Linked DNA regions of Mus musculus: regions 1 and 3 are each linked to region 2. The links are chromatin loops, found by intact Hi-C in ENCODE. Cell type or tissue: heart. All regions are shown on one strand.

What was found. A loop is a pair of places that touch in the nucleus more often than their neighbours do. Peaks named below come from ENCODE experiments on the same cell type or tissue, not always from the same donor. Only the 100,000 strongest peaks of a DNase experiment are listed, where the experiment ranks them.
Region 1: it touches region 2 in a loop (2.9-fold over the local background); 24 of 42 quality-filtered maps call a loop at or near these places.
Region 3: it touches region 2 in a loop (2.3-fold over the local background); 4 of 42 quality-filtered maps call a loop at or near these places.

What each region holds. Positions count from the first base shown.
Region 1 is chr2:13,571,319-13,579,318 of GRCm38, reverse strand. It overlaps Vim (vimentin), which reads right to left and starts at 5,008. Exons shown (of 9, transcript NM_011701.4): 1 at 4,325-5,008; 2 at 3,718-3,778; 3 at 811-906; 4 at 569-730. The coding sequence starts at 4,887. It overlaps Gm9875 (a long non-coding RNA gene), which reads right to left. Exons shown (of 4, transcript XR_865978.3): 4 at 7,796-8,000. In heart, CTCF peaks have their summits at 320, 1,747 (motif pointing left) and 3,581 (motif pointing right); DNase peaks (open chromatin) are centred at 3,828, 5,108, 5,588, 5,648 and 3 weaker places; H3K4me3 peaks cover 5,297 bases; H3K27ac peaks cover 4,629 bases.
Region 2 is chr2:13,286,105-13,294,104 of GRCm38, reverse strand. It overlaps Cubn (cubilin (intrinsic factor-cobalamin receptor)), which reads left to right. Exons shown (of 67, transcript NM_001081084.2): 61 at 6,398-6,560; 62 at 6,919-7,124. Gm13270 (a long non-coding RNA gene) reads right to left here. Exons shown (of 3, transcript XR_865976.2): 2 at 7,764-7,819. Among named protein-coding and RNA genes, the nearest start is that of Gm13270, 19 kb to the right of the region's middle. In heart, a CTCF peak has its summit at 3,323 (motif pointing left); no DNase peak of the experiment used is centred here.
Region 3 is chr2:13,367,891-13,375,890 of GRCm38, reverse strand. The region is part of intron 31 of Cubn (cubilin (intrinsic factor-cobalamin receptor)); the gene reads left to right. Among named protein-coding and RNA genes, the nearest start is that of Gm13270, 100 kb to the right of the region's middle. In heart, no CTCF peak of the experiment used is centred here; DNase peaks (open chromatin) are centred at 2,400, 3,540 and 4,600; H3K4me3 peaks cover 1,029 bases; H3K27ac peaks cover 3,887 bases.

The DNA of each region.
Region 1 (8,000 bases), 290 kb before region 2:
GAAGAAGAAGAAGAAGAAGAAGAAGAAGAAGAAGTAGAAGAAGAAGAAGAGGAGGAGGAGGAGGAGGAGGAGAAGGAGGAGGAGGAGGAGAAAGAAAAGAAAAGAAAAGAAAAGAAAAGAAAAGAAAAGAAAAGAAAAGAAAAGAAAAGAAGTAGAGATTGTTCACTTCCATGAGTTTTCACTCACTTAGAACAAAGAGGCATCTTCATCCTGCCTGTGTGTTTCCTAGAATTTGTCTGAACGTCTTTTGGAAAACCAGGGAAAGAGAAGCAGAACACCAGCATTGCGTTTTCAAACAGTATTTGCTCTACTGCAATGCTTTCCAAGTGGTGGCAGTCAAGAGCATGAGAGTAAGGTATTCTTTGAAGTCAGGGAAGACAATGAGTGGAAAGGGAGTCTGCCATACTAAAGGAAACTGTGAATGGAGATGAGGGGGAAGGGGTGCTGTGAAACAACAATGGCGGTCCAAGCTTTAAGCCAGCTTCTGAGTAGAGCTGGAGGTTACTAATGGAATTAGAGGCACGTGTCTGAGAGCTAGAGGTTCTTGCCACTCTGGCTCATTTCATACCTTGGACTTGTACCATTCCTCGGCCTCCTGGAGGTTCTTGGCAGCCACGCTTTCATACTGCTGGCGCACATCACGCAGGGCAGCAGTGAGGTCAGGCTTGGAAACGTCCACATCGATCTGGACATGCTGTTCCTGAATCTGGGCCTGCAGCTCCTGGATCTCCTGGAGAAAGAACAGACACAGAGAGGTCGTAGACTACACGGTCGCAGCTTTGTTCACCCACAGAAATTGGTGTCACTTACTTCATCGTGCAGTTTCTTCAAAAAGGCAATTTCTTCCTGCAAGGATTCCACTTTCCGTTCAAGGTCAAGACGTGCCAGAGAAGCATTGTCAACATCCTATTTCGAAAAGAGAAAAGATGATGTGGAGGGTGATAAAGTCTGTCCTTTATCTAACTTATTTATATTAATCCCTTTTTCACTTTATGTTGTGTATAAAGGTGTTTTGCCTGCATGTATATAAGTATGCCACGAGCATGTGGTATCCACAAAAGCAATAAGAGAGCAAAAGATGCCCTGGAACTGGAGAAGAGTGTGGGCAGCCCTGTGGGTTCTGCAAATTGAATTCCAGGTGCCCTAAAAGAGTAGCCAGTGCTTTTAACCATTGACCTGTCTCTACAGCCCCTTATTTATTTATTTATTTATTTATTTATTTATTTATTTATTTGTTCAAAAATTAACCATGTAAACCCATTCTCCTTATTGTAGAAAAGGTGCTGAAAATTTCATGACCCTTGATAAATTTATAAATCATTTAGGGTCACATTCCAATATTCATTCTTAGCTTTAAAAATGAATAGGAAACCATTTGGTTGTATTGAAGCTAACTAGTAGACAAGTTAAAAATAAACACATGTATATGCACAATGACATGGTATGGTGAACTATATGGAAAAATTCATTTTCAGTTTTAAACCTCTGTCACATTTAATAAGTCTGTAATTTTGTGATGATAGTAGTTGATGAGATTGTCCAACTTCATGTTTGCTTGAGTACACGTAATATAAAAATGAGAGCTTCAAAAATAAAATTAAAATGTTTTCTAAAGTGAGGCTTAGTAGTAAAGAATGCTGTTCTTTCAGAGGATTTTAGTTTGGTTCCCAGCACCCACATGGAGCAGTTCATGAAGGTTTATGATTCCAACTCCAGGGCATCAGGTGCCCTCTTCTGGCCTCATGCAAGCCTGCAGAAATGTCCTATACACTCACACAGACACAAACACATTACATATTTTTTAAAAATCATTTAAAATTGAGCTCAGAAGGGTTAACATATATGCATGCTCTTTTTTGTTTCCTGTATTCAAACCTTCAGATGCTTATCTTTGGAATTTAGAATAAGCACTCAGTTATCTGGCATCCAGGTTCCCAGGCTAGCCTCGTATCAAGTAGTAATTCATTGTTCAAAATCCAGGTCTTGCATTTGCAGAGATATGCTCCTCGGGCAAGAAGGAAAAGAAATATAATCCTGAACTATATTGTTTTGCCTTCTCTAATTTTTTTAATGTGTAAAACACCCTGGCTCAGCCTATAGGGTATTTCTGCCTGTCCCAGCTGTCACAGTGTTATTTCAATGACTTTGTCTGTTTTAGGATGACAGATCAAAACACTTACAATGAAACTATACTTAAACTTCTCTGCAGAGTTTTTATAAAGTGATCTATTTTAAGACAGACTGTTCAATCTTGCATGTGAAATGTTGTTTCCTTTCAAGGAAATGTTTGGAAACTTCCCTTGTAAGCAACTGTATTTGCAGTATAGTTTATAACTATAATGTTGAGTTACTCTATCAGTCCCAAAGAAAATACTAATTTAAAAAAGAATATAAGAACTTAAATAGTAGTATCATTCATTTCTGACTTCTGCTAAGCCATCAAAAAATATATAAATGATATTGGACTAACCTTCTCGAAAAAGTTCAGCTAAATGTGTCATTTCATTTAAATGAATGAATGAAACAATTTTTAGTCCACAAATAAGAGATGGTGTGTATTAACTCAGTGCTTTGTAGAAAACATTCCTTTGGTGATGACTGAAAATGCCCAGTGACTGAAAGGGGCTGCATATTCGTCTACTGCCATTAAGGATGCAAATGCCTTCAGAATGCTACCTTAGAACATTCATCTGGAGAGTTTGGCTGTTGATCCTAACAAGTGTTCCAAACAAGACTGAACTGGCCATCTGTCCACTTCGGGATGCTAAGGTAATGCCTAACCCTGGAACAAACACAAACAAACAAATCCTCCCTCCATAAAATACTCCATTCTTCAGTTTAGGGTTTAATTTTGTTTGTGGAGGGTGCTAATGAGTCTACAAACCCCCCTAAAAGGGGGCCTTTCCAAATGTGAGGGAGGACTTTAGCTTTAAGAACTTTGTACACGGCATACCTCACAAGCCTGGCCCAGACACAAGATAATGGATGTTAGCAAATACTTGTGTCCAATTGGAACTGTGGTTACATCATTACATATTCAATAAGAATGTAGCCTGTTGCAAAGCTGCTCTGGGAACACAAAGGCCCCTATTCTTTCTGTCCAGAGCCACCGCATTTGCCAGAACGTCCCTATCTACATTCCATAGTGAAGCCCATAGAAACCTTTAACACCCTTGAGCTACGGGAACAGATGGCTTCTTTTCACCCTTGTTAGATTTCAAAAATGGTTGTGCAATGACTCTTCTGCTAACTTTCACGCAGTGCCGAACTTCGAAGGAAGAAAGGGAACTTGGCTTAATTCCAGTTAAACTTTCTCATCCTCCAGAGTATTCTACATTTCCAACTGGAGGAAGCAACTGTGGTTTTTATGACCTTGTGAAAGTTAGCCAATTTCACCTTCACAATCCACAATGTAATCAAATTGTAACCATTCAATATCCGAATGTCGATATGTTTCAAAAAACGAAAGGAGAAATGTTTCGGGGGTGTGGGGGATCAGAAAAATCTGGAAACGAAGCAGAAAATAAAGCCTTCATGTTCCAAAGACTGCCCTAAATAGTGGAGTTTTTCAATCTGTGCGCTTTCCGCCGCCAGGGGGCTTTACAAGCAGACGTGAAGTTCTGCACCTTTTAAAACCTAAGGGAAGTAACTTTTAGAACCGCTCGCGGGTTGGCTCCATTGGGCTGCTGGCTGCATGTGAAAAAGAAGTCTACAAACCTGTCTGAATGACTGCAGGGTGCTTTCGGCTTCCTCTCTCTGGAGCATCTCCTCCTGCAATCTGAAGCAGCAGCACATTAATCAAAGGGGAACTGGAAAACCGCCAGGGGCGGGGCGGCCACACCCAACCACAAATGCCGCCAAGCCTTGAGTCCAGAGCTGCTGTGACACCTCCACCCACAGTAGTTACTGCAACTTGTCGAGGTGGCAGCTCTCTGCAGGTGTTAGCTGGAGTTGGGGCACACTGGAAAAGACAATCACTGCCCTTCCCTTACAATTACAGCCAATCCCCTGTCCCAATATCCCAGATGCCTTTGCCATCTCTTTGTCTGGAACCCTTCACACCCATTCTTTCCTCCTGTCTGGTAACTGTAAGCCCAGAAGAAGGACCTAAGAAACTTTCTAAAAAGTTCAATGGAAGTGCTTGAGTGAGGCGAAAAGAGAAATGTTCACTGCAAAGTTTAGGTTCAGGGTGGGGCCCGCTTCCTCTGCTATCCTCCAGACAACCGCCACCCCAGCCACATCCCCAAGGGCGTGGCAGCCCCAGTGCAAGGCCCAGGACTCCCCTCCCTCCCACACCCCACCACTCGCGTAGGTCAGGCCTTACTTCTCTCGCAGCCGCATGATGTCCTCGGCCAGGTTGTCCCGCTCCACCTCGACACGGGCCTTGTCGTTGGTGAGCTGATCCACCTGCCGGCGCAGCTCCCGCATCTCCTCCTCGTACAGGTCGCCCAGGCGCGACTTGCCCTGGCCCTTGAGCTGCTCGAGCTCAGCCAGCAGGATTTTGTTCTGCTGCTCGAGGAAGCGCACCTTGTCGATGTAGTTGGCAAAGCGGTCATTCAGCTCCTGCAGTTCTACCTTCTCGTTGGTGCGGGTGTTCTTGAACTCAGTGTTGATGGCGTCGGCCAGCGAGAAGTCCACCGAGTCTTGAAGCAGCCGCACGCCCGGCACGCTGCTCCGCAGGCGCACTGCCGAGGACCGGGTCACATAGGCGCCACCGGGGGATGAGGAATAGAGGCTGCGGCTAGTGCTGGGGCGCAGTGCGCTGCCCAGACTGTAGGTGCGTGTGGACGTGGTCACATAGCTCCGGTTGGAGCTGGGCCGGCTCGATGTGCCGGAGCCACCGAACATCCTGCGGTAGGAGGACGAGGACACAGACCTGGTAGACATGGCTTCGAAGGTGGGCTGGCTTGCTGCGGCTGGAAAAACTGCAACAAGGGAATGAGGGCGCGGTGGCTGTGAATCGTAGGAGCGCTGGGGTCTCTGGGGTCCCGGAGCAAGAGTGGCAGAGGACTGGACAACGCCAAGGGCGCTGCTTTTATAACACTGTTAGGAAAGAGGGTCCCCTCCCACTGCCATCCTAGCCGCCGAGCGAGCCAGCCAATGGGGACCCGGAAAGAAGTGAGGAAGGGGGGTGGGGGAGGGAGCTCCCCTCGAGCCTTCCTCCAGGGCTGTAGGGTATCAAGCACAGTCCTGTTACTAATTGGAAGTGCTAGGCCTTTCAGGGGCTTTCCTGGTGATCACCCGAACTCTCTACTCACCCTTGGGTGCTGAGAAAGAAGGGATCGCGGGAAGGATTCATGGGGGAAGGAAGGGGGGCTCTGGAAAGTTGAGTAAAGCGATCCCTGGCACTGGGCCAAAGGGGCGTGGGACTAGGCGCGCTGGTAGGAGGGGCGTGGTCGCAGTCGCAGATCTGCGGTCTTCTGGGACTGGGTGGGTGGGGAGATCCGAGAGCGGAGGAGCAGGAAGAGCCTGCAAAAGCAGTCCTGCAGATCGGAAGCCGGGGAGAGAGAAACAAAGAGGGCCCGAGATTGGGGGTGGAGAAGCACACAGCCCAAGATATCTGGCTCAAGACCTTTGCAGAGGGCTTGTTTGACGTGGTCATATCCCCTGATCTAACGGACTCAGTTCAACTAGAGAGGATTAGGAGCCACTGCCTCTGGAGTAAAGCCCAGGGGACGGGGTGGGGTCGCTGAGTCAGTGGATATGACTCATGGAGCCCTGAGGGTGAGATCGTCTAGCGGTTCAGGAAAACCGTTAGTTGAGATTGACTCCAGACTCCAAGAGCGCTAAGCTCATTCATTGTCCGAAGTTTTAAACCAACTTTGAGAATAACCGTTCTTGTGATTGTTGGGGAAGTGTGGAGAGTTCTCCTTAGAAAGAAACTCTTGCAGACCCGGGAGAGCCACAAAACACATCCACACACCCCTACCCCCATCCCCACCCCTGACGACAAAAGCTCCCTCCCTCCCTCCTTCCCTCCCTCCCCCTTTCTCTCTTTCTTTCTCTCTCTCTCTTTCCTGCATGAAACCACACCCTAAGTTCTGGGTGAAAGAGGAAACTACTTTGGTAATTTCAAAAGCAAGCCCAGTGATCTCGGCCTTTCTGAAAGTGGACTGCATTAGAAGATAAGCAAGTCGGACAAGAAACCATTGGGTTTTGCTAAAAAATCCAATTCGGTGAATGAGTTCGGAAGAAAGGCAGTTATGTAGCTCAAGTGATAAACTGAAGAAACAGATTTCTGTAGATTTTAGAGCAGCGATGCAGGGGAGAAGATTCTAGTGACTTGTCTGGGCAACGCCACAGATCCTATTTTCCACAAAGAAAAATCATGAAATCTAACTTGAAATGGCGACAACTGTCCACAAAACAAAAGGTTCAGAGTGTTGAGATGCAGCGACTGTCACCTTTTCAAAGGGAAAATGACCAGCTCAAGGCTATTGCTTCACGTTTGCTTCTAGGCAAGACTAAGGGGTCTCCGTTCTCCAAGGGAAAAGGACTTTTCAAGAAAGGGAAGTTAGGCCCTTTGTGATTAAGCACGGATAGAAAAATTACAGTTTCTTTTGGTTTGGGATTTGTGGAGTACTGAAACAAAAACAAACAAACTGGGAGATGGGTCCATTAGTGAATAGGGAAGGAAAAGGAGCTTGTATTTTGTTTTTGCTTTTGTTTTTCTTTGGAGCACAGAGTGTTCCCAGCTTACCTGGCAATTAAGAAAGGCCGTTTAGAGACACGTGCAGGATTTATGCTAGCTTTTTTGTACAAGACTCTTTGAAGCAACCCTTTGTGCACCTCATCTCAGTCAGTTCTGGGAATGCTGCGGTCAAGGTTGCCTGCAGGACTCTCTGGGACCCAGCTCTCCTGCTGTGCCTTTCTTTATTCTCCTTTCAAAGAGAGGCTGTGGGTCCTTTCCAGAGAGCACTGCCAGGGTTAGCCTGTGCCTCACGTTACCATTCTGCACACTGAGAGCCTTTTATTCAAGCCATGGTTCAGCAAATGTCACCATTGTGAGATTGCTCGGAATGGCTCAGGATGAGGAAAGTGATTTCCCTGTGGGGAGGAGGGAGGCTAGCCTTCCTCCTACATAGTTTGTAGATCCCAGGGCAGTGCAGTGGCTTTGTCAGGGAACTCTTGCTTAATGAGTCACTGTGGAAAAAGAGGAATGGGTTGTGGTACGGTGTGGCAGTATGCCATGTGGGCACCACAGCAAATTCCTCAGGTTGTGATGACTTCTTCAGTAGGCTCTGCTCCTCTTCATCACCTGAAGGGGGTCCCTTCCTGGCCTTTTTTTTTTTTTTTTTTTAGCTTCAGGGACATTGATGAATATTCTCCTTTTATTGCTGATATGGTAATGGATGAACCGGTTTGTTTATCTTCACGTTATTCTTCCTTTTAAAAAGTTTTTAGAGGGTAGAGACGTAAAAACTGCTACAAAAATATTTTTAGTCATTCATGGAGAAGAGGAGAAGTCATTAGACTTGGAAAAAAGTTTGCTTCATCACACACATATGCACACATGCCTACATACATGCACACATGTACACTTGCACACACATACTTATACCACACACACTCCTCTCTCTCTCTCTCTTTCTCTCTCTCTCTCTCTCTCTCTCTCTCTCTCTCTCTCTCTCTCTCTCACAGCACGCTTTCTCTACTATATGATATTCACAGAAAAGAGAAATCAGTATATTGGAGTGTGTATTCTTGCGATCATTCACTGTGTGCTTATTTTTGAAGAAAAAAAAACAGTCTATGAGCATAGCTTTCTTAGTTTTCATATTTATTTTTGATTGCAATGAAAACCTATCTCAGAAGTATTTTTAAATCTGGACTTATTTGTGATGCAAGTTTGTATATAAGTAAGTGAATGGTCATATGATTTGTAGGTCAGGCACAAATACTATCAGAGTACTTAACAGAGTGATTTTGGAATTTGCAAGCTCTGGCCATGTCAGTTTAACATGGTGACTTGAGCTGACAGGGCAGCCAGCCGTGTGGAC
Region 2 (8,000 bases):
TGGCTTCAATATATATTGTAGTTGCTAGCCTCCTGTTCAAGTTCATCTCTGATATCATCATTCAAACATCTCAAGTGACTTCTAACATTAGCTTCAAGATTCAGTTCTGTCTTGCTAAGTGCCTTGTTATGAAGCGATCCATGGGAAGATTAGTCGGACAGAGTGAGGTTGTCAGAGGACTTTCACAATTCCTAATGTAAATGGTATCTGAAGTGCAAAAATACACTGTAATTGGTCTGTCCCTTTTATTTACGTAGATAGCATCCAAAGCTTCCTAAAAATTCCAAAGAAACATTTTTTTAAGACAGTGTGAAGCTAGACGGCCAAACTCCCATCGACGTCTAGGAAGGGTGCCAAGGACAGGATGCACCGGGAGGACCAAAGATGAAGGGACGAAAATGGATGACTGAGAAAAGCTTGTGACATCCAGGAACAGTGTGGTGCATGGAAGTCAGGGGAAGATGCCTTTCCAAATGATGTGTGGGTAGCCAGTGGTGTTAAGCTGTAGGTCACAGACAAAGAAAAGCTGAGATGAAGAAAGCCATTCCATTGGGTGACAACCATCTTAATAAGACATGGGGCTAGAAGCCAGCCATTGTGAGGGAGTTCATGAGGGGCTAGAGGTGACAAAATGTGGGACAAAAGTGTTAATTCAAGTTCAGTCCTTCTCTAAAATGAGACCAAGTAGCCAGAACTACTTAAGAGGTTATTTAAAACCAGCTTCTCTGGGTTCCTGAAAAGTAGTAAGATTTGAAGGCAGATAGTAAGTAGTCCCACAGCCAGAAAGCACAGAGGGATCAGTTCTGACACTCAGCTCATATTTTCCTTTTTATTCAGTCTAGAGTCCCAAATCATGAATTGGTACTGCCCACATTTAGGGTGGGTTCTTTCAAATTCAGTTAACCCAATCTCGGCACTTTCTCACAGGCATGCCCAGAAGTTGGTCCCTTGGTGATTCTAGATCATGTTGAGGTGATATCAGTATTTACTACCCCCCTTTTAAATTGTTAAATGTTGTGGTAAAATGACATTCTATAGAAGCTAATGACACAGCTCTATAAGTAGTGTGTAAGACAGATTATACCAGTTCCATTGCTGAGTTATGCCTACTCCCTTCACTGCTGTCTTTGAGAGTGTTTACTAGGGGACCAAGGGGGGACATCTGCTGTAGATTAATGAACTGTGGCTGATCAATGACTGTTGAAACCATCGTCACATCTGTCCTATGGAGTTGTTTGGTAGCCATGGTACATAATATGGGAGATGTGGCAGTGAACGTTCCCCAAGGAGATGTAATTCATTGGGATTGGGGGGGGGGGGAGACTGGCCTGTAAACAGATACATTATACAACATGAAAACAGAAGTTAGATACCCTTGACGTAGAAAAGGAGATCAGAACAGAGTATGTCGGGCTTCTTAGATGTGAGCATGCCATGGCACTTAACAGCATCATGAAAGCTCACACATATTGTTGCCTCCATAAAATGGAGAACAGTATCAACAAGGCATATCCACAAGAAAGACATGACCAAAAATAAGGGGAAAGGACAGTGCTGTGTACTACCTAATCTCCAACTCTTGGTTAGTTCAGTCATCCTTGTGTTGAGCAACAGTAAGGTGGTTGAGGGCATCAAAAGTGTGGTCCTCCTGCTTCCTCTACCTGGAAACATGACACTGGTGGAAGTTTCCCAAGGTTTCTTCCTCAACTTGGTGCTCTTGGTTTTGGCAGATATATTTTAAAGTTTCCAGTCCCATCTGAAGAGAAAATTCCCTGTACTTACTATCCTATGGGATTCAGAAATGTGACTTCTAAACACTAAATGCTTCAAATTATTGTTGTAAGGCCAATTATAAACTCCTGAACATCAAACTTGCATAAAAACATTCCCTAGAGCTTTCTGGGAGCCCTTGTAATAACTCACTGGGCTTAACCCTTCTGCATATTATCAGGCACTGGGGAAGGGTGTGTGCCTCTTTAGGGACAACATCAGCAGACCCTAGGTGCATTGGTTAGGAGATAGCACTGCCACTAAGCATTCATGTACTTAGTTATTCATTAAATAAGTGTGAATTTCAGTCTACCTCATTATAGATATTAGCTCAAACATTTAAAAATGCATAAAGAGTAAATAATTATTACTGTGATACTTTGAATCTTACATGACCCACCAAAGCACAGCCGTTAAGAAGACATGGTTGGTAGCATGGGAGTCAGTTAGGAAGGTAGGTTACTGAGGACACTGCCGTTTGAAAGATACCTGAGTCCCAACCACTCTTTTCTATCTGCATCAGTGCTTCTGTGAAGTATATAACCCCCACCCCCTGTGTGTCCTTCTGTCATGACCTTAACACAGTCCTAGAACAACAAAGCTCTATAACTGTGTTGCTATAGAGATTAGTCGTGCAAAGACTGAGTCCTAGAGACAAAGTATATCTTGAGTTGACTATTATAGGCATTTTGTCACAGTGACACCAAGAAACAAGGCTTCTAGAAGGCAAGGTGTGCCTGAGTTAGTGTTCAGACACTAACTCACCACAGACATGCAGTCCCTGCTCCAGTGTTGTTCAGGGTCTACCCACAGCAAGAGATTTGGTGTTGGCAAGGAACAGAACAGAGAAATAATTTCAGGTTTGATCATACAGGAGGCTAGTAGTCATGCAGTTTGTAACTATATATTCCAATCAGTTACGCTAACTCTTACTTTAATGTGGTTGGATGAATATAGTACCAGCACAGGGCCACCTTCTACCCAGCCCTAGCTTGTCCTTGTCCTGCCCCTCACATCTACCAGTCTCTAACTGACGTTGGTCTTGTAAAGTAAGACCCAGGCTCCTCGGCATGAACTGGGTGGTCTTCCCCGACTCTCTCTCTCTTTTATAGTATGAATCTCCTTGATATTATTTGACAGAATTACCTTTTCTTTTCTTTGGTTTCTTTTTTATATTTTTCCATGCATATTTGTAGATATATCTGTAAACAGCAACACACACACAGACACACACACACACACACACACGCACATGCGCGCACATACGTTTATATTTAGCTCTTTCTTCTCACTATTTTATGAGCACCTTGAAGGTACATAAATGCTCTTATGTCTCTCCATATACACACTACCCAACACAAGCCAGGTACATGATACAAGTGAAAGCTTGTATAGACCACAGTGGTTGTAATGAAACCTCACTTAGCAGAAAAAGTATGTTGTCTTTAACTTGGCAACTCTTCTCTATAAAGTGAGGGTGTTTGACTACAGAACTTCACTTTTCTGTGCTCCTCGTGAATTCATATAGAAGAGACAGCACCATCTAGTGGTCAGTTTTGTTTCATTTTTTAATTTTGAAATTTATCATGTTCATTTTATAACATCAGTGGCCACACTACTCTGAGATTTCTGATCTAATGTGGTTCTGTTATGAACTCATATTCAGGGCTACAGAAACACAGAAAATCATTATTAAAGTACAATAAAAATTAACAACATAGACATAAAAATGAAAACATACTATATTAATTTATTTATTTATTTATTTATTTTTTAGTAAAGTGTTTGAGGGATATACAAATCCTCACTATTTCTTTGGGTGTTTGTAAAAATCTGTGAAAGCCATCAGTAGTTCTGGATGCTAGAGACACTTCTGAGCATAACTCCGTTTCTCTTCCTGTGAAACTCACACTTGTGCAGAGGGGGCGCCCAATCAAAGTAAATAAGCATTACATTGATTGAGTTTCATCACAGTAAAATAAAACAAGATGGTATTGGAGGAGGGCCCCACTGTGTGGGATTAGACTCTCAGGGGAGGTGACATTTGAGTAAAAGGTCTATGACTAGGGATTATCAGTCCTTCAAGAAAGACTATGTCTCCAAGGGAGGAGACTGTCAGAGGCAGCAAGCACTGGGAAGGGAGAGAAGCAACAGCATTGACCAGGGCTTGCAAGTTCTGCATTGGGTACAAGGTATAGTTTTGTAGGAAGAATAGACACATACTCTAGGTCATCAAACACCTGGGCACTACGGTGCAGAACTCTGTGAGTGCTCTGTGCAATTGATCTGTGAGCCATGTTCTGAAGAAACTGTGTCACATGGCATTGATACAATATATTTCGAAAGTGGAACAAAGTGGGGATGCTTATCATGGGAATGGGAGAGTTGAGTATGACTGGAATTTAGACTTGAGCTGTTTATTGAGATAGAGTAGACTCAGGGAGAATATTTTAGGGAAGGGTGATGCTGTGGTGTGTACATATCACTCAAGTACCTGTGGTAGAAATGTAAACCTTATATCCATATGCTAAAGGTATGGGGGGCTTTGAGGTATAACTGGGGTTAGATGAAGTCATGAGAGTGGGGTTCCTATCATGGGGTGAATAGTATCACCCCAGGAGAGGAAGAGATTGCCGAGCTGGCATGCTCCTGATGATCTTCTTAGGATGCTCATATGTTAGAAGGCAAGAAGGCCCTCATCAAAGTCTGCCCCTTGAATTCTGAATGTTCCTCAATCCTCAGAAATATCACAATTAACTTACTTGTGTATAAATGACATGGTCTATGGTACTCTGGTACAGCAACATAAAACAAACCAAGGCATGTGGGTCATAGGGAAGGGTCAAAGCACTTACCAAGAAGCGAGTAAGCATGGTTTATGCATTACACACTCTTAAGGTCTGGGGCGATATGGCGGAACAGAATAAAATTCTGTGCTTCTGTGGAATGTTGTATTCATTTTAGAAGGAAAGGCAATAGAATTGGCAAGTTAAATGTGTAACATGTTGACAGTAATACTTGTCCTGAGGAAAGGAGTCAGGGGATGTGGGCAGTGTTCACTTTAGGGAAGGCATTGCTGGTGGATGATAGAGGAAGAGAGACCTCAACAGACTCCATGAATACCAGCAAGGGTGGTCTGGGCAAAGGAAGGCAGATGCAATAGCTGGGAAGCTAGACTGAGCTGGGGATGTTCAAGAATCTCAATCAAGCAGAGCAGACCCCTGAGGTCTGTGTGGGAGGAAAAGCCATTCCATTAGGTCTGGATCACTGTTGTAATGGATGTAGCCTTTGTGTTAAGAGGGTAGGAAGCAGTTAGGCAGCTCCTGGTCTGACTTTATCTTTTTTTTTTTTTTTCCATTTTTTATTAGGTATTTAACTCATTTACATTTCCAATGCTATACCAAAAGTCCCCCATATCCACCCACCCCCACTCCCCTGCCCACCCACTCCCCCTTTTTGGCCCTGGAATTCCCCTGTACTGGGGCATATAAAGTTTGCAAGTCCAATGGGCCTCTCTTTCCAGTGATGGCCGACTAGGCCATCTTCTGATACATATGCAGCTAGAGTCAAGAGCTCCGGGGTACTGGTTAGCTCATAATGTTGTTCCACCTATAGGGTTGCAGATCCCTTTAGCTCCTTGGCTACTTTCTCTAGCTCCTCCATTGGGAGCCCTATGATCCATCCATTAGCTGACTGTGAGCATCCACTTCTGTGTTTGCTGGGCCCCGGCATAGTCTCACAAGAGACAGCTACATCTGCGTCCTTTCAATAAAATCTTGCTAGTGTATGCAATGGTGTCAGCGTTTGGATGCTGATTATGGGGTGGATCCCTGGCTATGGCAGTCTCTACATGGTCCATCCTTTCATCTCAGCTCCAAACTCCGTCTCTGTAACTCCTTCCATGGGTGTTTTGTTCCCAAATCTAAGGAGGGGCATAGTGTCCACACTTCAGTCTTCATTCTCCTTGAGTTTCATGTGTTTAGCAAATTATATCTTATATCTTGGGTATCCTAGGTTTGGGGCTAATATCCACTTATCAGTGAATACATATTGTGTGAGTTTCTTTGTGAATGTGTTACCTCACTCAGGATGATGCCCTCCAGGTCCATCCATTTGGCTAGGAATTTCATAAATTCATTCTTTTTAATAGCTGAGTAGTACTCCATTGTGTAGATGTACCACATTTTCTGTATCCATTCCTCTGTTGCTGACTTTATCTTAATAGCAACCTGTTAGAGGTGGGAAGGTTGGTTCTAGCCAGGAAGCTTTAAAAAAAAAAAAACCAAAACAACAACAACAACAAAAAAAAACCGTGGTGATAATTCAGGCAGCAGAGAGAATAGCAATGGGTTTAATGACTTTGAGGCCAGGGGGCTTTTGTTGTTGTTGTTGTTTATTTCAATTATATATTACTTTTCCTAACAGAAAAATATATGATGGGCATCACTGAAAGTCATTATAGCATTATCAATATAAATTAAGACTGCCTATAAGAACACCCACATATAGATCCGTAATCCATGGTCTGTCTATCACCATAGATATATGGTGAACTCATAGGTAAGTTAGTGCAAAATAGCAATTCCCTTATTAATAATTAACTACTATAAACTACTTTTTCTTCCAGATAGCAGATGGTGCAAGCATAAACTCATATTTAGGCGGAAGATTTTGTGGTTCCAGTAGGCCTGCCCCTTTTATTTCTTCTGGCAACTTTCTTACAGTTCAATTTGTCTCTGACATAAGTATTCAAATGAGAGGATTTAATGCAACATATACCTTTGTGGACAGTAAGTATTCTGACAGATTATGAAATACATATGTCCTTATGCACAGACAAGAATGCATGCATATTACATGTAAATTAATTACAGTTTTAGCGGATTATTAAACACAAGAGCTAGATTGCCTGCCCTCAGTTTCCCTTTCTTTGACAACGTCTCACTAAGTTGCCAGGCTGGCCTTGAATTTTATCCTTCAGCCTCAAGCTTGCATGAAGGTAGGATTGCAGCCCTGTGTCACCACGACATTTACTAAATCCTTAAAAGAATATTAACATGTTTCCTAGGCCAGAGAAAGATGTTAAAGACAGTATGTATAATTAGAGATGATTAAAACATCTACATTATTTTCTTTCTCCCTCTTCAGTGCCTTGTGGGGGAACATATAATGCAACTTCGATGCCTCAAAACACATCATCACCTCAGTTGTCAAACATCAGACGGCCATTTTCCACCTGTACTTGGGTCATTGAAGCTCCCCCACACCAGCAGGTCCAGATAACTGTGTGGAAACTGCAGCTGCCCTCACAAGACTGCTCAAGGAGCTCCTTAGAACTTCAGGATTCAGAACAGGTAAAGATGCCAGGATGGTGGCCGTCGTATTTGCAGACACTGCAAGTAATGAAGCCATGCCTAAATAAAGTCCTGTTACTTCTAGAATTGTTTTTTCAGTAGGAGACAAAACCTCCCTTGCTGACATACTAACCCATTTAAATGTAGTCCTGTCGCAAGATGCTTTCAAACAGTCCTATAGCTAAGAATCATCTGGGGGTCTTGTTAAAAATGCACATTCCTGAAAATGTCAAACTTTGTGGAGCTCTTTCATTTACTATTGTGCATTTAATGGGTATGTAATGTGTCACAATGGACACATGCCATATGAGCATAGAGATATTGATAGGAGAACAACCATCTGTCTCCCAGCATGAATAGAATATATGTAGTAGCCCCAACTTTATGTAGACTGTCTGAATGTGATAAAACTTTGAAATTAATTGGTTTAACAACTTTATTTGGGACTTCCACAAACTCACACTGCAAAGAAAAAAAAATCCTATGACTATTATTATTGTGAAAATTCTTCTCTTTGTCCTGGTTCACTTTATAAATGTGGCCTGACTGACATGATAGGAAGATTTACGAATATAATCATATTCTGATCGCTTTATAGAAAGGATGCTAGAAGTGTGAGCCATGTAATAAATCACTTACCATCAGAGGTATCTTCAAAGATGCAAAATAACCCATAATGAAGGGGAACACCATGCCTATAAACAGTAGGATAAAAACTTAAGGATCTGATTTCTCTTTACCATTAGTCCAGATTGCAAAATTAATTCATAAAAATAAAAAGATTTCTCAGTGTAATGAATGTGGTTAAAAAAAAAAAGAAGTAAAAAGACATAAGAATCACCCCCTAAAAAATGCACATTCCTAGGCCCCCCTGCA
Region 3 (8,000 bases), 82 kb before region 2:
AAAGTCTCCTTTAAAAAGAGGGCGATTAATAGAGCCTATGTCAAGGTCCAGCACACATTAATAGCAGGCCCAGTACTCAGAGGTAACCCTTATCATACATACTCCCTAAGGTAAGAATAAGTATTTTGATAAAATATAAAAATTGTCTTCTATTTCTGGTGAACCTAGACTTGAATTCTCACTGAAAGAAAACATTTAAACATGAAGTGGAAAATGTTCTTGTTTAGAAGTTGGGAGGTCTACATTCCATGGACTAGCTGCCTCATTCATTCACTTGTTCATTCATTCATTCATTCATTAGTTCATTCAATGTAGGTATTGATTATGAGCAGTCACCACGAGGCCATTGGTATTGAGTGTGGCATATCCCCCACCCCCTCTACCCTTGATCTAAGGATCTTAGTTTGCTACAGGCTCTGAGAACCTGGGACATTCAAGAAGAGCATCTGCTTTGAGCCCGTGCTTGTGAGAAGGAAGAGGGAAAAGGGGTTGACCAAGCCCGTTAGTCAACAGGTTCTCCAGTGCAGGAGTGAGGATTAAAAAGAAAAAGGACAGCCAGACAACATTGTAGCGTGACCCCAGTCAATTCTGAAACTGAAGGCACATTTTTTATTTTCCAACCCACTTTTTTTTTAATTAGGTATTTTCCTCGTTTACATTTTCAATGCTATCCCAAAAGTCCCCCATACCCACCCCCACAATCCCCTACCCACTCACTCCCCCTTTTTGGCCCTGGGGTTCCCCTGTACTGGGGCATATAAAGTTTGGGTGTCCAATGGGCCTCTCTTTGCAGTGATGGCCAACTAGGCCATCTTTTGATACATATGTAGCTACAGTCAAGAGCTCCGGGGTACTGGTTAGTTCATATTGTTGTTCCACCTATAGGGTTGCAGTTCCCTTTAGCTCCTTGGGTAATTTCTCTAGCTCCTCCATTGGGGGCCCTGTGATCCATCCACTTCTGTGTTTGCTAGGCCCCGGCATAGTCTCACAAGAGACAGCTATATCTGGGTTCTTTCAGCAAAATCTTGCTAGTGTATGCAATGGTGTCAGCGTTTGGAAGCTGATTATGGAATGGATCCCTGCATATGACAATCACTAGATGGTCCATCCTTTCGTCACAGCTCCAAATTTTGTCTCTGTAACTCCTTCCATGGGTGTTTTGTTCCCATTTCTAAGAAGGGGCAAAGTGTCCACACTTTGGTCTTCATTCTTCTTGAATTTCATGCGTTTAGCAAATTGTATCTTATATCTTGGGTATCCTAAGTTTTGGGCTAATATCCACTTATCAGTGAGTACATATTGTGTGAGTTCCTTTGTGATTGGGTTACCTCACTCAGGATGATGCCCTCCAGGTCCATCCATTTGCCTAGGAACTTCATAAATTCATTCTTTTTAATAGCTGAGTAGTACTCCATTGTGTAAATGTACCACATTTTCTGTATCCATTCCTCTGTTGAGGGGCATCTGGGTTATTTCCAGCTTCTGGCTATTATAAATAAGGCTGCTATGAACATAGTGGAGCAAGTGTCCTTCTTACCGGTTGGGACATCTTCTGGATATATGCCCAGGAGAGGTATTGCTGGATCCTCCGGTAGTACTATGTCCAATTTTCTGAGGAACCGCCAGACTGATTTCCAGAGTGGTTGTACAAGCCTGCAATCCCACCAACAATGGAGGAGTGTTCCTCTTTCTCCACATCCTCGCCAGCATCTACTGTCACCTGAGTTTTTGATCTTAGCCATTCTGACTGGAGTGAAGTGGAATCTCAGGGTTGTTTTGATTTGCATTTCCCTGATGATTAAGGATGTTGAACATTTTTTCAGGTGCTTCTCAGCCATTCGGTATTCCTCAGGTGAGAATTCTTTGTTCAGCTCTGAGCCCCATTTTTAAATGGGGTTATTTGATTTTCTGGAGTCCACCTTCTTGAGTTCTTTATATATGTTGGATATTAGTCCCCTATCCGATTTGGGATAGGTAAAGATCCTTTCCCAATCTGTTGGTGGCCTTTTTGTCTTATTGACGTCCAACCCACTTTTTATACCATTTTAATTACATGCAAGTATTTTGGGCAAACAGTACAATAAGTAACTAACAAAGCAGCAAGTGATTACTCCCATGACAGTTTAAAAGGGCTTGTCATAATGACCAAAATACCTGAGCCCACTTTCTTGTCCAAGCCCAAAATCTTGTCTGAAGCCTAGTTCTGTTCTACCCTAAGACTAAAATTCCTGCCTTTCCCTACTTCTCTATTACAGCCTGAAGTTAGATTCTTGCCAAAACTTACTTCCTTATTATGCCCTAATGTCAGATTCCTGCCTGAGCTTACTTCCTTGTCATGGCCAATGTCAGATTCCTGTCTAAAGCCCATTTCCTTGTCTTTGGCCAATGTCAGACTCCTGCCAAGTGGTACTCCAGAAGGCTTTCCACAGGAGGTTACAATGGATGGTAAGGGCAATATTCTGTCAAAGTCTGACTCTCAGGACCTCTCACATTCAGTCTCTGGAATGCAAGCACAGTGGGGTTTGAGTGGCAGTCGCATCTTTCTCTCTGTGTGTTCAGATCACAGCTCATCTAGAAGGGAGGACAAGCCCACAGATAGCCCCAAGCTGGAGCATCAGGACTGAAAGGCAAACTTCAGCATTCAGAGGAAACAAATTAAAAATTAAAAATAGAGCCATCGGCCAAATACAACCTCCCCTCCCCCTTTGGTTGTTCCTATCAGGTGTTCTATCACTGTGATGAACAATTAACTAAGGCAATAAGGTAATAAATACCATCCATCTTCTTTCATATAACCCACAGCAGTCTGTACCCATAGGCAGAAATCTGATGCATGGATTCCTCCTAATAGACACACCGTAATTATATGAGTGAATGAGTCCTTGCCATCTGTACTCCTGCTGGGATCCGTGCATTTTAAGATTTGCAGAGGACACTGTCATTGACATAGGACCTCATTATTTTGAGTTGCATGAGGACTTAGAAAACATGGTACAGATGTGTTGTCTAGAATTTCATTCTGCTATAATGAAAAGGGAGGGAAACTGATTTCTTTCAACACTTCTATTAAAATGTTGAGGCTCCCACACACAGCTGACTTGTACTGGGCTTCATATAATTTGGTAAAATGTCCGTGATTCCTGCTTGCCTGCTTTCCAGCCTGGTGTTAGCTCTCCTCTGACTTTGGGGATGATAAGTCATGAGTGTTTAATGCTAGACAGCATTTGCTGGCTGGGGGGTGGCTCTGTGTAGTCATCAGGGAAAAGTGACTCCATTATGTTTTCTTTCCTGAAGGGTAAGTGTTAAAGTGACCTCCAACCGCCAGTTTAATTGCTTCGTTAGAATTTCTCTTCTGAGCCTTAGGTACTATGGGTCTGTAAGTTCTTATTGATCTGGGAGAAAACGGCTGCACTCTGTGTGAGAAGGAGGGGGAGGGACAGACTGCGGTGGGGGAGGGGGGAGAAGGAAGGGCTGCTGAGAGGCTGACCTCTGTTTCCAGCAGCCTCTGTGCTCAGTGCAATGGAATGTCTGCCTTGTGTGAATCAGTGCAGATAAAAAAGCAAGCAGAGCACAGGCCATCCTGCCTATTATTTGCAAGGAGAAATGCACTCAGGCAAACAGCTGGAGCAGGAGGAGGAGGAGGAGGAGGAGGAGGAGGAGGAGGAGGAGGAGGAGGAGGAGGAGGAGGAGGAGGAGGAGGCAAGCAGCCCCTAACTGGTTCGGTTTTGGTTGTTTGTTTTTCCTGAAGCTTTTGGTGACTGTCTAAGGGAAAAAGAAAGGAAGCCAAGTGTCTGATCTGAACTGAAACAATCCAGACCCACAAGCCTCACTCTGAGGCACCAGAGCCTGTTGTTCTCACATTATCTGCCCACAACACCCAGAGCTCAACAGGACAGGCGCCTAAGGCAGGGTCCATAATTTGTCTCCCCCCAACCCCCCTTCGATGCAGCCCATGATATGCTTGCATTTAAAACACAGTCACTTCCCAGAGGGGACTGAAGGGAGTCAGGAGTAATCGATAACTAGAGTTTCAGAGAAAGGGAAACAGCCTTCTTTAAATATTTACTGTTTTACAATGAGTTCAGGACAGTCACCCTCCTTCCTTCTCCCCTCCTTTTTAGGTCCTCCCCATTCTCCTTTTCTCTCCCTTCTTCCCTTCTTTCTTGATCCCCATCAGACGTTTTAGGTTGCTTGAGCAAGGGCTTTGAAATGTTTGTTTTGTGATTCACTTGTGATAATCTGCTTAGCCATTCCCATGCCTATGTCAAATGAATCTCCGGTAGCTATGCCAAAGCAAAGCAAGGAACTGAGCTGAAGCCACAGCTCATGGGCCAGGGTATTTATCATGTTTGATGTTCATGTTGGCTCCGTCTTTTTAAACGTTTCCTTCTTGAGGGATCTTTACGGCCCTGCTCCTAGGCCTGGTCACATCTCCTAGTCTTTTGAAAAATGTGAAGGCCGAATGGCATAGTGTACAATAACAGCTTAAAAGTAGGAGTCCTGAACTGAGATGGAAGTTTGTCAATTTAACTTGGTTTTCCATTTCAGACCAGCGTACTGGGAAATATCATTAATGCGGAAGCCCAGCTTCCTTCCTCTCTCCCCTCAAAAAAAGCCATTGCAAGGAGTCAGGTTTCTGTATCCTTCCCTGATTACATCTATGACTCTAACAGCATGGACCATATCCCGAGAGCCTCCCTTCTTTGTCATTTAGTACTTCCTCTCTTTTGGGGCCAGATTTGAAGCTGAGAATTCCCTTAGCAGCTACGCTACCATATATAACATGGAGGTGGTTCATGAGTTCTCTGTTCTCAAGGTTGATTTTGTATCTTGATATGGTATAAACCAATGACACGACTGCTCCACGCTATGGGAAGATTCGATTGTGCATCAGAGAGAAAAAATATACAGTGGCATCTGGAAGAGCCTAGAGCAGGTAGAAAAAGAAGTAGACTGAACACAGCCAGAAGACTGGTCATGGCCAGTGCTATCTTCCAGAGAGGGGAAAGTAGCAGAGGAGAGAGAATAGAGAAAGTCTAGTGAGGCTAGACCTAGGTTATAAGAAGTGGGGGTGGAGGTGGGTGGAGACCAGCGGGTGAGCATTGAAATGTATAACAAATACTTGTGAATGGGGACTGAGGGAGCCTGGGGCCAGCATGGACATTGATATGCTGAGAGGTGCCAGAGGTGTATGTTAGTTGGAGAACCTTTTGTCTTGCTGGAGGTAAAGGAAAAGACTCCTTTGGTAGACTGAAACTGACTTCACAAGTTCCTGAGGAATGCTGGGCTTTATCTAACGTCCAGAAACCCACCTTTAATCCAGGTTGGGCCCATTTCTGATATTTTGAGTACCTTTTGGAGTTTGGGGGATTAGAGTTTACTTTGGACCTGACAGATATGAATAGTTCTTTTACTGCCATAGATCTTGCCCTTCCCATGTTTCTTTTACTGTGCTAAGATTTAATTCACTTAAGCAGAGACATGAATTGCCAGATGGAGTTCAAATCTCGTAAAGATCAGGATGGAAGTGAGGAGCTGTGCTGTGCCAGAGATCTGCAGTTAGGCCCAGGAAAGGCAGCATGCAGACACTAGTATACCCGGGTCCAAGAGCGCAAGCGCATTTAGCAGTCAGGAATGTAAGTTTTAGGTTTATTTGTTAGCCTTCACTCTGGGCTGTTGGTTAGACACCTTGATGAATTAGCCATGCTGGTAATGCTATGGCTGTTCAGTGGAATGCGTGACTCTGAAATCCACAGGAGCTCAACACAAGGCTTTCTAAAATGTCCCTGTATTAGTCAGGCTTCTCTAAAGGAAAAGGCTAGGTGAACTTGCCAGTTAGAATGAGGGCAAGCAGGCAAAAAGGCAAAAGCTTCTTTCTTCCTTATGCTCTTATGTGAGCTTCTACCAGAAGGGAGGTGTGGCATAGAGTTTGAGTGAGCTTTATGACCTCAAATGATCCAACCAAGAAACCCCCCTCACAGGTGTGCCCAGCTGCTGGGGTCCTCATTAATTCTAGATGAAGTCAAGTTGACAAGCGAGATTAGCCATCACAACCTCCAAGGATGCCCTATTGCAGTCTTCAAAATGCGGGAAGCTCCAATGATTATCTTTCTAAAAGGTCATGGGGAACTCATGTCACTTCACAGAATTCTGGTCTCTTAATATTGAGTTAAATGAATGCAATTTGTTTACCTTTCCCCTCCATTTAATGATAATCAATATGATGTCAGAAAGACATGATTTGTACTGTTCTGAGCTACTATTACGTATTTGATTCCAAGTCACTTACATTTTCTAAGTCTTTTAAATTTCCAAGCTGCAAAATGGGGCCATAAGAACTAACTCACAAACTGTATTTGTGAGCACTTATAGGTGCCTCATACTATGGTTTGTCTGTTCCTGCCAAAGTTCCCATTACTCCTTCTTCTAGCCTGGTTAGTCATACTATGTTAAAAGTCTTATTTATCATTTTACATTGTGGACCTTAGGAACACAGAACTGATCCAGCATCCTCAGCTCTTTGCCCACCAACATCATTAAATCATAAATAGTCCCCACTTAAAAATTTTGGTGTTTTTTAGTCTTCAATGTATCATCCTAATGAAATTAACATGTAAGTACACTTTTATGGACTAATTTTGTATTCATGTGGGTATGCATGTGGAGGTCAGAAGACAACTCACTAGAACTACTTCTCTCCTTCTGTCATGTGAGTGGATCCCAAGGCTCGAACTCAGGTCATCAGGCTTGTCTGCAGGTGTTCTTACCTACTGAGCCATTTCACCAGCCCCCGCCTAACACGTTTGACCATGCTACAGTTGCATTGTTTTGCTATTTCCCAGAAGACTGGCAAATGAGGGGACAAAAAGTATAGTGCCACAAATGGAAATAAAAGTATACACTGTACATTCCCAGTTTCTCCTCCTGCAAAGCTCAACTTGGTGCAATTCATTTTGGCCCTGCAATCAGGGTGAGCTTTAGGTAGTAAGTGGTGACTGATAGTTCCATCGGATGAACATGAGCCATTTAATCTCTTCAGGGTCATGAACAGAACAGAGCAGGTACTCCAGGCTGCAGTGGTTACTAGCAGCCACACTAGTCACATGTTCTTCCATTCTTAAAGGTAGCCACTAGTGACTGCTTATCTCTGATGTAATCTGCATTACCTGAAGGGTTCTTCAGTTTTCCCTTGCATTGGACTTCAGAGACAGCACGTGGCACAGTGGCAGTTGCCTGGATACCGAACTGAAAGATGACACAAAGCCAAGGCAGAAAACAACTGATCAAGGCATGAGCCCAGAAGAGGCTCCAGGCATGAGGAGAAGAGATGGAAACAAAGTTGTGGCAGAGCATATGGACAGCATGCTGACCCACTGGGTTGGGAACTAGAGGAGAGATGTAAAAAGTTTTGTCATAAGTATTCATGCTATTTAATAGCTATCTGTTACACACCAACACTATACCAGAAACACTTTTAATTCTATTTACTTATTTAGTTCGCCAAAATAGTATGTGATAAAAACTAATATTAGCGCCATTTCACAGAGTAGGTGGCTGAGTAATGATTAGGAAGTACAAGATAGGGAGGGACTTGTCCCCCAAAGATGAAACATTACCTCGATTATTCTAGTCCCACATAGAAGCTTATAAAGATGTTTTGCTAAATAAGATTATTTTTCCAACTAAAAGAAATCTGCCATCAATATTTCAATGTCACATATAGTTCATTAGTAATGAATATTTATATCAACATATCATGTACAACAAAGTAAAAGATTCTAACTGCATTTTTTTCAAATAGCCATTCTGTAAGACTCTGAATGTAGAGCCTTTCCTCCCAGAACTGTAAATGTCACCCAGAAGGGATGTCAGTCTCTCACTGGAATGATTATCTTCCTAATGCCACTTGATGTATGACGAGGAGAGGCATGTATTAACCTGGCGTTGGTTGACATTTAGTCAAATTCATGATATATGATATTGAAATGTCAAACATGAAA